2 separate regions of the Homo sapiens genome follow, and region 1 is linked to region 2. A link is a loop called in an ENCODE intact Hi-C map of the cell type or tissue named here. Cell type or tissue: Caco-2. All regions are shown on one strand. Links, peaks and the distances in the headings refer to the core of each region. The heading gives the core; the rest is flanking DNA.

Evidence for each region. Peaks named below come from ENCODE experiments on the same cell type or tissue, not always from the same donor. Only the 100,000 strongest peaks of a DNase experiment are listed, where the experiment ranks them.
Region 1: a loop joins it to region 2, with 7 times the contacts of the local background. A loop is called at or near these places in 17 of 110 quality-filtered maps.

What each region holds. Positions count from the first base shown.
Region 1 is chr1:112,799,158-112,806,518 of GRCh38, forward strand. No RefSeq gene overlaps it. Among named protein-coding and RNA genes, the nearest start is that of LINC01357, 47 kb to the right of the region's middle. RefSeq lists enhancers at 3,489-3,989, 3,990-4,490, 4,967-5,016 and a silencer at 5,127-5,276. In Caco-2, for the core only: a CTCF peak has its summit at 5,191; a DNase peak (open chromatin) is centred at 5,154.
Region 2 is chr1:113,069,856-113,074,855 of GRCh38, forward strand. It overlaps LRIG2 (leucine rich repeats and immunoglobulin like domains 2), which reads left to right and starts at 3,343. Exons shown (of 18, transcript NM_014813.3): 1 at 3,343-3,790. The coding sequence starts at 3,552. LRIG2-DT (LRIG2 divergent transcript) reads right to left here and starts at 3,247. Exons shown (of 3, transcript NR_103777.1): 1 at 3,084-3,247. RefSeq lists enhancers at 2,814-3,063, 3,122-3,655, 3,314-3,623, 3,656-4,187, 3,804-3,863 and 1 more. In Caco-2, for the core only: a CTCF peak has its summit at 2,917 (motif pointing right); a DNase peak (open chromatin) is centred at 3,136; H3K4me3 peaks cover 2,067 bases.

The DNA.
Region 1 (7,361 bases), core at 2,362-7,361, 270 kb before region 2:
AGATGGAATTAGCTTTCTGAGCTCCACTCTCAGAATCCCAGCTGAAAGCTCAAATATTTTCTCTTCGTATTCTTAGTGAATGCGCCTCCCCTCACTCTTGCCCCTTCTCCCATGCTTCCATCAGCCTGGGTCACTCAAGTGCTTTCACCATGGGTTTCCTTCACTGCTGCTTCCCAGCAGCTCTTTTCTAATCTCACAGCTTATAGACTGGTCCACTTTCCCCAATATGGCGGCTCTGTCCAGCTGATGCCTGTTTCCCCTGATGTTTGCTATACTCAGCCACTTCTTAGCTCTCAGAAGCCAGGAAGTAAGTTTGGGAAAAAGCCCACCATTCAGACTGGCTTTAGGCCATATGCAGAGACCTTATATATGTACCAGTTATTCAGCTAGTATCTCTAAGCTTCAAACCCACTCTTCTCTACTGGGCCTTGTGAAGCTGGGGCAAGAAATTTGAAAACCACATTTCTGCTTTGCTAACTGGCACCCTGTTGGCTTCTGTCAATATAGGGTAACCAGGGAGATTGGAAGGCTAGAGGAGGAAGACAGGATGCCTTTTTCCTCTTTGCTTCCTGTTCCTATCAACGTTGTCCAGCCTTGCTTCTACACAGGGCAGAGTGTATTCTACACAGTCCATTCTAGTAGCAGTAGTTGGCTTCAATTTGTAATTGTCTCTCCACTGTTCAACTTCTATTTTTTTTTTTTTGAGACAGGGTCTCACTGCATCTCCCAGGCTGGAGTGCAGTGGTGCAGTCATGGCCACTGCAGCCTCAACCACCCTGACTCAAGTGATTCTCCCACCTCAGCCTCTTGAGTAGCTGGGACCACAGGTTTGTGCCACCATATGCAGCTAATATTTTTATTTTTTGAAGAGATGGTGTCTCACTATATTGCCCAGGCTGGTCTTGAACTCTGGGACTCAAGTGATCCTCCTGCCTCAGCCTCCAAAAATACTGGGGTTACGGGTGTGAACCACCATGACTGGCCTCAACATCTTTTTTTTGAGACACAGTTTTGCTCATGTTGCCCACGCTGGAGTGCAATGTCATGATCTCGGCTCACTGCAGCCTCTACCTCCCTGGTTTAAGTGATTCTCCTGCCTCAGTCTCCCAAGTAGGTGGGATTACAGACGTGTGCCACCAATTTCCCTGCCCCCATCCAGTCCATCAGCAAAGTCTAACTGACTTTCCACCATCTTCACTGCTTCTCCCCAGTCAAGCAACCCCTGGCTCAGAGTGAGTGGAGGGGAGAATCAGGAAAGCTCTTAATGCTTCCAGAATACTCAGTTACAGAATCTCAGAGTACGATGACTCCTGTTTCTAAATAAAAGGAAAGTTGGACTCTTTCCTTTTATTTAGAAACCAGATGTTTCTAAATAAAGGGATGAAACCAGACTGTGCAGGGGAGGGGCTGGTGGGGGCCCTCAAAGAAACAGGATGGAAGAGAACGAAAAACAAAAAGCTGTCCTTTTTGATGACTTATCTACCCCAGAGGGGCCACATGCTCCCCTATCATTATCTGTACCTGCCTGGGACTGCGTGTGGTGGTTAGAGCCCGTAACTACCCATAATGACTTCATGGGGCTCAGCCCAGGTAGGGGCCCAGACATTTCAAGCTAATGACTTTTCTTCCCTTTTTATTCTGTCTGTATTAGCTCCCTGCATGGATTGAAAGGTGCTTATTAACACAAGCGCCCCTGATAATTAGGTTGGTCCTGGCTTCATTAAACACTGATGGGCTTCCTGCTTTTGGGTCCAGACAAGAGAAGGAGCCAGAAGACAGGATTCTCCTCCCCATAGGTCTCCGGGGTGCAGATAGGGCAAGGTGGCACTTTCTTCTCATGTTCCTGGGTTGAGCTGAGTGAAAAGGGAGGCAAGAGATAGGAGTAAAAGCAACTGGAAGAGGCCTTTTCCCTATTTATCCCACCTACGGGCTAAACCTTGATGTTCTTATCTGCTCATTGGGCTTAGAACCAGAGACTATGAAAGCTAGAAGAGACCTCAGATATCAATCTTCACATTTTTATCATAAAAAAGAGGTGAGGGCCGGACATGGTGGCTCACACCTGTAATCCCAGCACTTTGGGAGGCTGAGGCAAGCAGATCACCTGAGGTCAGGAGTTCAAGACCAGCCTGACCAACATGGAGAAACCCTGTATCTACTAAAAATACAAAATTAGCTAGGCGTGGTGGCGGGCGCCTGTAATCCCAGCTACTAAGGAGGCTGAGGCAGGAGAATCACTTGAACCCAAGAGGCAGAGGTTGTGGTGAGCCGAGATTGAGCCATTGCACTCCAGCCTGGGCAATGGGAGCGAAACTCTGTCTAAAAAAAAAAAAAAAAAAAAAAGAAGTGAGAAGTCTATGCAGGTCCAGAGAGGGAACAGAACTTGCTCGAGATCACACACCTTAGCTGTGCCAAAACCATGCTCAAAACCCAGGTCTTTTGGCTACTCCAGGCTCAGCGATCCTTGACGTATCTCACAGGACTGTCCCAGGGATCAGGAGGTGGAAGAGAGGAAAGTGGTGTGAAAGTAAGGACCCCACGCAGTGGGAGGACTTCCTGTCTGGGCTGTGCTGCTCATGAGGTCCTGGGCTGCAGGCCTGGGGGGTCAGCCTCCAGAGTCTCCTTACCTGCCCTGCTTGCCTCATAGGGCCCTGGGGAGGAGGGGGCTTGTGAAAGTGCCTTGAGAAGCAAAACCTGTCAAGCTATTCTACCGGCCGGCTGTGTGCTCACTCCTGCCTCTGTCTCCCCAAATCCCCACTTGTGCCCTTTCTCCCAGGAGCCTGAGGATGCTGCTGAGCCCAGCCAGTTACACAAGCCTCGGTCAGCATCATCAACAGCCACTTCTCCATTTGCTTTCTGAATTATTTAGCCCTCCTCTTCCCAGCCCACCCCAGACCTTTTACCACATTAAACCTTCAAATAGGCCTGAACCTTGGCTTGGGAAACAACATTTCCTTACTGTCCCTGCCATAACGTTTTGGAGAGGGCACATCTCCCTATAGATTGGTTTTCCTCTTCACCATGCCTGGTGGTAATTGACAGTGCCTGGGTCCTAATGAGGGAACAGGCCCAGCCAGGGTGAGGCAGAGGGCCCTGCCCTCTCCTAGTCCCTGGTTTGAGGTCCTGGCTATGGGTTCTCCCATCTATTCTTGCTGAGCACTTGCCAAATATTTAATGTCCTTCATCCAGCAAGCCAATGGCAGCTCTGGGGCTGGAAGGCTCCCGAGGTCATTTTGTCCCTTCCTCTGCTTTCAGGCTGGTGCACATCTCATCCAGGGTTGACAGATGGCGGCCTCTTCCCTGGGGCTGAGGCTTTCCTGCCCTCGCCCCTAGCTCCGGCCCACATAAGACCTGGAGAGACTTTTGTGTGGACTACCTGGAAGGCTCTGGTTGTTGTAGATGCCCCAGAGGAACAGCCCAGGGAGGGGCGGGGGGGGGCTCTTATGGGGTAGGGATGGAGGTGTCAGGGGAGGAAAAGTCTTTGGGTGCCACGACAAGCGGATGAAGCGTTCTGCTGTGTGGGGCTCAGGAGAGTCCACCTGAGACTAAGGAAGTCCTGCTGGCTTCTTTTTTTTTTGAAACAGAGTCTTGCTTTGTCACCCAGGCTGGAGTGCAGTGGCACCATCTCAGCTCACTGCAACCTCTGCCTCCGGGTTCAAGCAATTCTCATGCCTCAGCCTCCCAAGTAGCTGGGATTATAGGTGCTCACCACTGAGCCTGGCTAATTTTTTGTATTTTTAGTAGAGATGGGGTTTCACCATGTTGGCCAGGCTCATCTCTAACTCCTGACCTCAGGTGATCCGCCCGCTTTGGCCTCCCAAAGTGCTGGGATTACAGGTGTGAGCCACGGTGCCCTGCCCCTGCCTGCTTCTTTGTGTCTCATTTGTACTCATTTGTCTGTCTGTGGGTCCTATAGCCTGAACCAGCCCACAGTCCTGCCCTCCTCTCCACTCCCTGCCTGTCCTGTGGGCCCTGCTTGGAGAAAGCTACAACCTGGCTCCATGGAGCCCCCAGAAGGGAGCACTCCTTCCCCCTCCTGGTGCCCACTCGTCTGGATCTTCTGGGCGTCTCCCAGCCCTTCTGGCCCCTCACAATCTGGGTTTCCTGCCTGCAGTTCGCTAGTGCTCTCTCTCTCTAAATGGCAATGGCCAACCTCAGCTGGTGTCACAGAGCATGTCTAATGTGGCTGGTGCCCACCTGGGCTTGCCCTTCCTTTCCCATCCTCAGAGCTGGAAGTGACCCTATGGAGTTGGCAGACACCCCCATCCCCTTTCACTCTCACCACCCTCAGCCTATATGTTCTTCCATGAATCTGACTCGAATCTCTTCTGACAATTTTTTTTTTTTTGAGACAGAGTTTCGCTCTTGTCCCCCAAGCTGGAGGGCAGTGGCGCAATGTCAGCTCACTGCAACCTCTGCTCCTGGGTTCAAGCAATTCTCCTGCCTCAGCCTCCCGAGTAGCTGGGACTACAGGCACGTGCCACCATGCCCAGCTAATTTTTGTATTTTTAGTACAGGTGGAGTTTCATCATATCGGCCAGGATGGTCTCAAACTCCTGACATCAAGTGATCCGCCTACCTCAGCCTCCCAAAGTGCTAGGATTACAGGCATGAGCCACCACGTCTGGCTGACAAAGTTTAAATCTGCACCCTTCTGGGTGCAGAAGCCCTTCCCAGGACACCTCCTCTGTCTGGTGAACTTGGACTCTCCTTCAAACTTTAGTGCAGAGGCCACTCTCTCAGAACCCCCCACATCCCCTAGCCTCTCAGAGCAGAACAGGATGGCCTGTCCAACACCCCCTCTCCCCCACCCTGCATCCTATCCTGTCCTTTGAAATACTTCCCAGGTATGTGAATTTACATGTGTTTCTGACTCCCTAGTTGGTCTGTTATCTCCAGGCAGGGCAGGAAAGTGTCTTCAGTGCTCATGGCCTTATCTCCTGTACCTGCTCTGGAGTCCAGTAGTCGTAACAAGTAGTAGGAGCTCAGTAAATATTTGTTGAATGAACAAATAATTCTCTGAGCCCTGGAGGAAGGGTGGGCAGTGTCTCCAATGGACTGTGACAGTTACCTTAGTAAAAATCTGGGGCTGGGGTCCAGAAACCTTGTGTGGCCCCTCTGCATTCCTGTAGTCACAAGGTTGGGTGCTTAGTGAGCCTGGCTGGCCAGGCAGGGCAGGTGCCTGGCGTGATGGGACAGTGCCATCTAGCTGCGGCTAGGCCAGAGCAACAACAGGGCCCGCGAGTTGGCTTGGTCAAAGCGATGTCATACAGGGAGTCCCTGGGCACTGCTAATTCCTTAGCAAGCAAGCAGCTAAGGGGTTGACACAACCTCAGCTTAATTGGTCTCCAACTTGAGGCCTAGGCTGCTATAAGGGGAGCCCAGGGTCAGGCTGGAGATGCCTTTGAAGGAGCCCCCGGTGGATACCAAACTTATCAAAAGCACCTGGAAATGACCCTGCATGTGACCAGGCTACTTACAGAGGCGGTGTCCAGGTCACTGGGTATTGTCCTACTGTATGCTTGATGGCCCCATCATACAGGGGGCAGTACGGAACTCTGAATGCGGAACAAATGCATGTCCCCAGGACTGTTGAGGGTGCTGGGAGCCAGGCCCCTGTTCACTTCCTCACTCTGGACCTCATCTGTCCAGGGGGCAGAGACAGGGTCTACAGCATCCTGTCTTCCTCACAGCCTGGCATGGGCCTGGCAGACACATAGACCCTTGCTCTGTGGCTCTGCCTGGCAGAAGCCGACCGGTGTGAGAAGAGCCTTCTAGCAGTTGGAGCTGTGTAGGCACCAAAAGGGCTGTTCTGTGAGAGGATGAGTCCTTGTCACTGTCAGTGCTCAGATCAAGGCAGCCTTAGCTGGGTCAAATGCTAAGCTGGGAGTGCTCTATTGGACTGGATTACATGCCTTCTGATAGTCCCTTAACTTGACGATTGTATAAAATGTAAACTGCTCAATGCATATCCCTCCCATAGCACTTTAACACTGTTCACTGTAAATCTGTGCCACAAGCTAGGATCCTCAAGAAGCAAACTCTGAGACGGAGATAAGTGTTCAGGACATTTGTTAGGGAGTTCTCTTGGGATGATCCCTTGTGGAAGAGAGGGGCAACAGCAGTGAGATTGGACAGAGGGAGAAGTTGAGCTGCACTGCAGTCTGAACAACAGTCCCAGCTGACCCTGCAGGGAGCTTGGGAGCTGGAATGACCTTCAGAGTTGTCTCAAACTGGGGAGAGCAGGCTGGGTGTTCATAGTATATATTGATCTGTCATTGGGTGCAGGCTGGCCTGGGCAGGTGGTGTGATCTAGGGCAGTCCTGGAAGGGGCTGGCTGTGCTCCCTGAGGGTGGGGAATGTGTCCTGCATTTCTGGAGGGGGTCCGCACACAGCAGCATCTGCCACTCTTCCGGTGCTGACATTTTAAGCAGCAGTGAGCAGTAAGGAAGGTCATTTGGGGCAGTGAACCCTGTCCTGTGTTTCTCAATCCCTGCCCTTGAACAGCTCCCTAAGGGGCAATGACCAGAGTCCTAGTGGGGGTGCTCTGGCCCCTCCACATTCATTTTCTCTGCCTATTCTGAGAGGAGGTTCAGGCTGGAGGTCTGGTGGGGAGGTGGTGAGCACAGGAGGTGCACAAAGGGACAAAAGGCTCTTGCCTTAAATGCCCACAATTAGAACCAGCTCCTTTCTATTCCCACCATGCAAGGGCCCTAATTAAAATTTAAACTCATGTTTCCTTTTTTTCTTTTTAAAGTTTCCATGGTAGGTAATTAACTTTTCCTTTCTGCGAGTGAGCAACTAATTAATGCTCTGTTCATAAGGACGGCGATCAGAGCACTGCGACTTGCCTGGGAGTTTGTTTCTTTCATTTATTTCCACCTTCCAAAAGAACTGGCTTGGTGAAAGTGGGGGCAGAGAAAGGAAAGAAGCTCTGCCAACATCTGTTGTGTGCAGCAGGGTGCTGACAAAGTCCTTACAACATGAAATCCTTACCATGAGGAGGGCATACAGGGTCTTCCCTGGACCAACAGAAGCAGCCGGGTGCAAAAGTGTTCCTGTCTAAGTGAGCCTTCCTCAGGAGGGGCCAGCTGAATACTTCCCTGGGGAACAAAAGCACCTGTGGCTGAACTGCACTGGCATCATGGGTGTGAGGGCCCTCCCACTGCCAGCCTCTGTGCCTTCCTCTCCCAGGCCCCTGGGTTCACCTCCTGGCCACACAAGCCTCAGGGAGAGGATACGGATTAACAGTGTTTGTACAAATTGCAGGGACAAGGGAACATTTCCCCTTCGTCCTTTGAAGTTTTGCTGAAAATCACTGACAAGAGGCAGATTAGTGAGAGAAAAAGTAGACAAACAGA
Region 2 (5,000 bases), core at 1-5,000:
AGGGAGGTGGGGGGGGTCAGCCCCCCGCCCGGCCAGCCGCCATGTCCGGGAGGGAGGTGGGGGGGTCAGCCCTCCGCCCGGCCAGCCGCCCCGTCTGGGAGGTGAGGGGCGCCTCTGCCCGGCCGCCCCTACTGGGAAGTGAGGAGCCCCTCTGCCCGGCCAGCCGCCCCGTCCGGGAGGGAGGTGGGGGGGTCGGCCCCCCGCCCGGCCAGCCGCCCCGTCCGGGAGGGAGGTGGGGGGGTCGGCCCCCCGCCCGGCCAGCCGCCCCGTCCGGGAGGGAGGTGGGGGGGGTCAGCCCCCCCGCCCAGCCAGCCGCCCTGTCCGGGAGGTGAGGGGCGCCTCTGCCCGGCCGCCCCTACTGGGAAGTGAGGAGCCCCTCTGCCCGGCCAGCCGCCCCGTCCGGGAGGGAGGTGGGGGGGTCGGCCCCCCGCCCGGCCAGCCGCCCCGTCCGGGAGGGAGGTGGGGGGGGTCGGCCCCCCTGCCCGGCCAGCCGCCCCGTCCGGGAGGTGAGGGGCGCCTCTGCCCGGCCAGCCGCCCCGTCCGGGAGGGAGGTGGGGGGGTCAGCCCCCCGCCCGGCCAGCCGCCCCGTCCGGGAGGGAGGTTGGGGGGTCAGCCCCCCGCCCGGCCAGCCGCCCCGTCCGGGAGGGAGGTGGGGGGGGTCAGCCCCCCTGCCCGGCCAGCCGCCCCGTCCGGGAGGTGAGGGGCGCCTCTGCCCGGCCGCCCCTACTGGGAAGTGAGGAGCCCCTCTGCCCGGCCACCACCCCGTCTGGGAGGTGTGCCCAACAGCTCATTGAGAACGGGCCAGGATGACAATGGCGGCTTTGTGGAATAGAAAGGCGGGAAAGGTGGGGAAAAGATTGAGAAATCGGATGGTTGCCGTGTCTGTGTAGAAAGAAGTAGACATGGGAGACTTTTCATTTTGTTCTGCACTAAGAAAAATTCCTCTGCCTTGGGATCCTGTTGATCTGTGACCTTACCCCCAACCCTGTGCTCTCTGAAACATGTGCTGTGTCCACTCAGGGTTAAATGGATTAAGGGCGGTGCAAGATGTGCTTTGTTAAACAGATGCTTGAAGGCAGCATGCTCGTTAAGAGTCATCACCACTCCCTAATCTCAAGTACCCAGGGACACAAACACTGCGGAAGGCCGCAGGGTCCTCTGCCTAGGAAAACCAGAGACCTTTGTTCACTTGTTTATCTGCTGACCTTCCCTCCACTATTGTCCCATGACCCTGCCAAATCCCCCTCTGTGAGAAACACCCAAGAATTATCAATAAAAAAATAAATTAAAAAAAAAAAAAAAAAACACATATTTGCGGCTGGGTGTGGTGGCTCATGCTTGAAATCCCAGCACTCTGGGAGGCCGAGGCGGGCGGATCACCTAAGGTTGGGAGTTCGAGACCAGCCTGACCAACATGGAGAAACCCCATCTCTACTAAAACTACAAAATTAGCTGGGCGTGGTGGCGCATGACTGTAATCCCAGCTACTCAGGAGGCTGAGGCAGGAGAATCGCTTGAATCCAGGAGGCGGAGGTTGCGGTGAGCCGAGATTGTGCCATTGCACTCCAGCCTGGGCAACAATAATGAAATTTTGTCTCAAAAAAAAAACAAAAAAAACAAAAAAAACAAAAAAAACGTGTATTTGTGGCCAGTCACAGTGGCTCATGCCTGTAATCCCAGCACTTTGAGAGCCCGAGGTGGGTGGATCACCTGAGGTCAGGAGTTCGAGACCAGCCTGGCCAAAAAGGCAAAACCCCGTCTCTACTAAAAATACAAAAATTAGCCGGGCATGGTGGTGCACACCTGTAGTCCCAGCTACTAGGCAGGCTGAGGCAGGAGAATCGCTTGAATACGGCAGGCAGAGATTGCAGTGAGCCACTTACTGCGGAGGATACAGGTTAGAGAGCATTAATTTCTAATGGCCCCATTTGGTATAGTTTCATAGGAAAGCTCTGAAACTATAATGTAGAAAGGAACTAAACTGCCTCCTTTTTTTTTTTGTAAGGTTCCTGCCTATGCCGGATTTCTTACCAGAGTTTGTTAAGTCTGCTCAACAGCTAAGGGAAGAAGGCTAAGAGTAAGTTTCATTCCGCTGTCTTGGCTTTAAAAGTTTGGTTTGGACTGTAGCATTGGATATGGCCTTGTTTCCAATATATACTTCAATATTAAAAAAAAAAAACAGAAAAAGGTTTTTAAAAACATAATTATGACTCCATAATCTGCCATGGGAAAGATTGCTTTCAGTTACTTTCTATGAGAACCCTAACCTAGGCATTATCATTCTTTTTAACCTGCTCAGATTTTCAATTTATGTCAGAAAACCCATGTTAATGTCGAACCTGCCCCTGCCTCAAGAGTAACTTGGTTTAACCTCTTGGGGCTTGTTGCATCATCAGCAATAATTGTCTTGCCAATGTCACAGTCACTGAAGGAGCAAACAAGATAACAGATGCAAACGCCCTTTGAAAAGTTCACTACGTATAAGTGAACCATCACTATTATTCTCAAAGTCTTATTTACAACCTTGGATGGCTGAATGAGCATAAGATGGCCAGACTTCACTGTTCCTAGTAAGTTTTCCATAGCCTCTGCTTTAGGAGAAATAAATTTCCTCACATCCAGTCTTTGCTTTGTTGACTGCTCAACACCCTCTTGTCTCGCTTGCTTTTCTGAGAGTGACCTTGACAGCATCCCTCCAAAGAGAAGGGTATTTCCTTTATATAGACATGCAGGTGCAGTCCCACCAAAATTTATTGAACTCCAAGCTAGAACAAAAGGTGGAGGTGCACCGATGAAGAAACAGGGCCTCTGCCTTCAGGAGCTTACAAGGCCATTAACAGAGAGTGATATTGATCTTATGCAAATGGCAGTTGCCGCCTACTTGCAGAAGAGCAGGGGCTACAGCCAAGCAGCAGGGGGCAGAAGAGGCTCGAGCTCGGCTCTGGAGGCCGATCTGGCCAAAGCCAGGATAGAAGCTCCCGTGACCCATTCGTGTGTGCGACTTGGAAGGCAGCCCTTCTGCCACTCCCCTTTCTTAAAGCCCAGAGCAAATAAAAGATCCTTTTCTACTACAGTAGATATACCTGTAGTCAGGACTTTGAACTCACAGCTATTCGCCGCACCATTCCCTCTTAAGGAACTACTGCGCCCTCCAGCGGAAGAACAGCGGCGGAACTCCACAGCGGCAGCTAAAATCCCTGAACGCTTTAAAGTCCTTCTCCTCAAGATACTCGGCTGCGTCTGGCCCCGCCCCTCACTGAGTTCCGCCCCGGGCGCAACCTCATCTTATGGCACCGATTGGCTGGCCCCTGTGCGTGAGGACGTTGCGCCGTGGGGAGGGGCGGACGAGAGGTGTCCGTCAGGCCGTGTGTCCCAGGCCGTCGACCCCGCTGTCGCGCTGCGTCTGCTCCTTGCATGCCTTTAGATGGTACAGCCTTCAGCCGGGGCTTCGGGAGACAGTGCAGCCACCGAGCATCTCTGCTGAGCTTCTCCGCCGATCCTCCTTTTCTAGCAGGCAGCTCTTCTAGGCCACGTCCAGGTCGAGGGGGAAAATGGCGCCGGCGCCCCTAGGCGTCCCGGAGGAGCAGTTGCTGGGGTGTCGATCTAGAGTGCTTTCTCGGTTACTCTTCATTGCCCAGACCGCTCTCCTCCTGTTGCCCGCCGCCGGAGCAGGTCTCTGCCCCGCGCCCTGCTCCTGCCGCATTCCTCTCCTGGACTGCAGTCGCAGGAAATTGCCCGCACCGAGCTGGAGGGCGCTGTCGGGCTTGCTGCCCCCCGACACCGCTATCCTGTGAGTAGAGCGGCCAGGCAGAGTGACCAAAAGGAGGGGGAGCCTTCCCTCTACAGGGGGCAGGCAGGAGGGAGACAGGCCTGGTCGGAGGGTGTGGTCGAGAGCCTAAGCTCTGAAGGAAACTGCCGTCAGGATTTTATGAACTTTGTTTTAGGTGGTGGGAGCCTAAAAAAGCCGGTGTTAAGGTTTCTGGAGAATTGTATGAAGACGAGGGTTAAGATTCTTGGGGCCAAGGAGTCTGTGATTTCCTCAACTGGGGAGGAAATGGGGCGGGCATATTTAATGGTAAGGACTCACGGGTCCTGGGCACCAGCATTGACTTTGGATGGTTGGTGGGGCGGGGGGTGGGTTGAGCACGGAACAGTGCTTTCTGCTTATCTTGAGCTGCATGATTTGGTGTGTACCTCAGACTTAGTGGTCCTCAGGCACGTGATTTTATAATCACAATCGCCAAAGACCTATGAACTGTCTTTAGTCCTTAGTTCGCATGTTGGCTGATTTTGTGCTGCAGTTTTGATACTTAACAGGGTTGAAAAGTTCATTATGATGAATCAGGAGATCCTGTAATTCAGAATATCTTTGTAAGTAGCATTCTTGATCTAATTTAAACTTCACTGTAAAGAGGAGGAGTATTTTTTGCAGAACCATTTGATGCTTTGTTTTCAGCGCATCTTCTTGTGGCAAAGAACCCAAAAATCAGTTCTGCTTATTTATGTAGGTAAAGCAGGTACAACGGTTGAATGAATTCTGGAGTTTCCACTGTTGAGTTTTCACTTTGACAGGTCTTTATTAGACAGTGGAACTTGGAGGGCTCCTTAGTCTGAGTCAGCCTGGTGGTATTAGGAACAACAGCAGGTATTAAATGCTGCAATTATGGGGCTTCTTAACCACTAACATACAGTTATTTCTCGTCACTAACTGAGCAGCACGTTTATTAACTGACAGATTTCTGATGGAGTCGTTAAGAAAGAGTCATCAATGGGCCAGGCGCGGTGGCTCACGCCTGTAATCCCAGCACTTTGGGAGGCCGAGGCGGGCCGATCACGAGGTCAAGAGATCGAGACCATCCTGGCCAACATGGTGAAACCCCGTCTCTACTAAAAATACAAAAAAATTAGCTGGGTGTGGTGGTGTGCGCCTGTAGTCCCAGCTACTCGGGAGGCTGAGGCAGGAGAATCGCTTGAACCCGGGAGGTGGAGGTTGCAGTGAG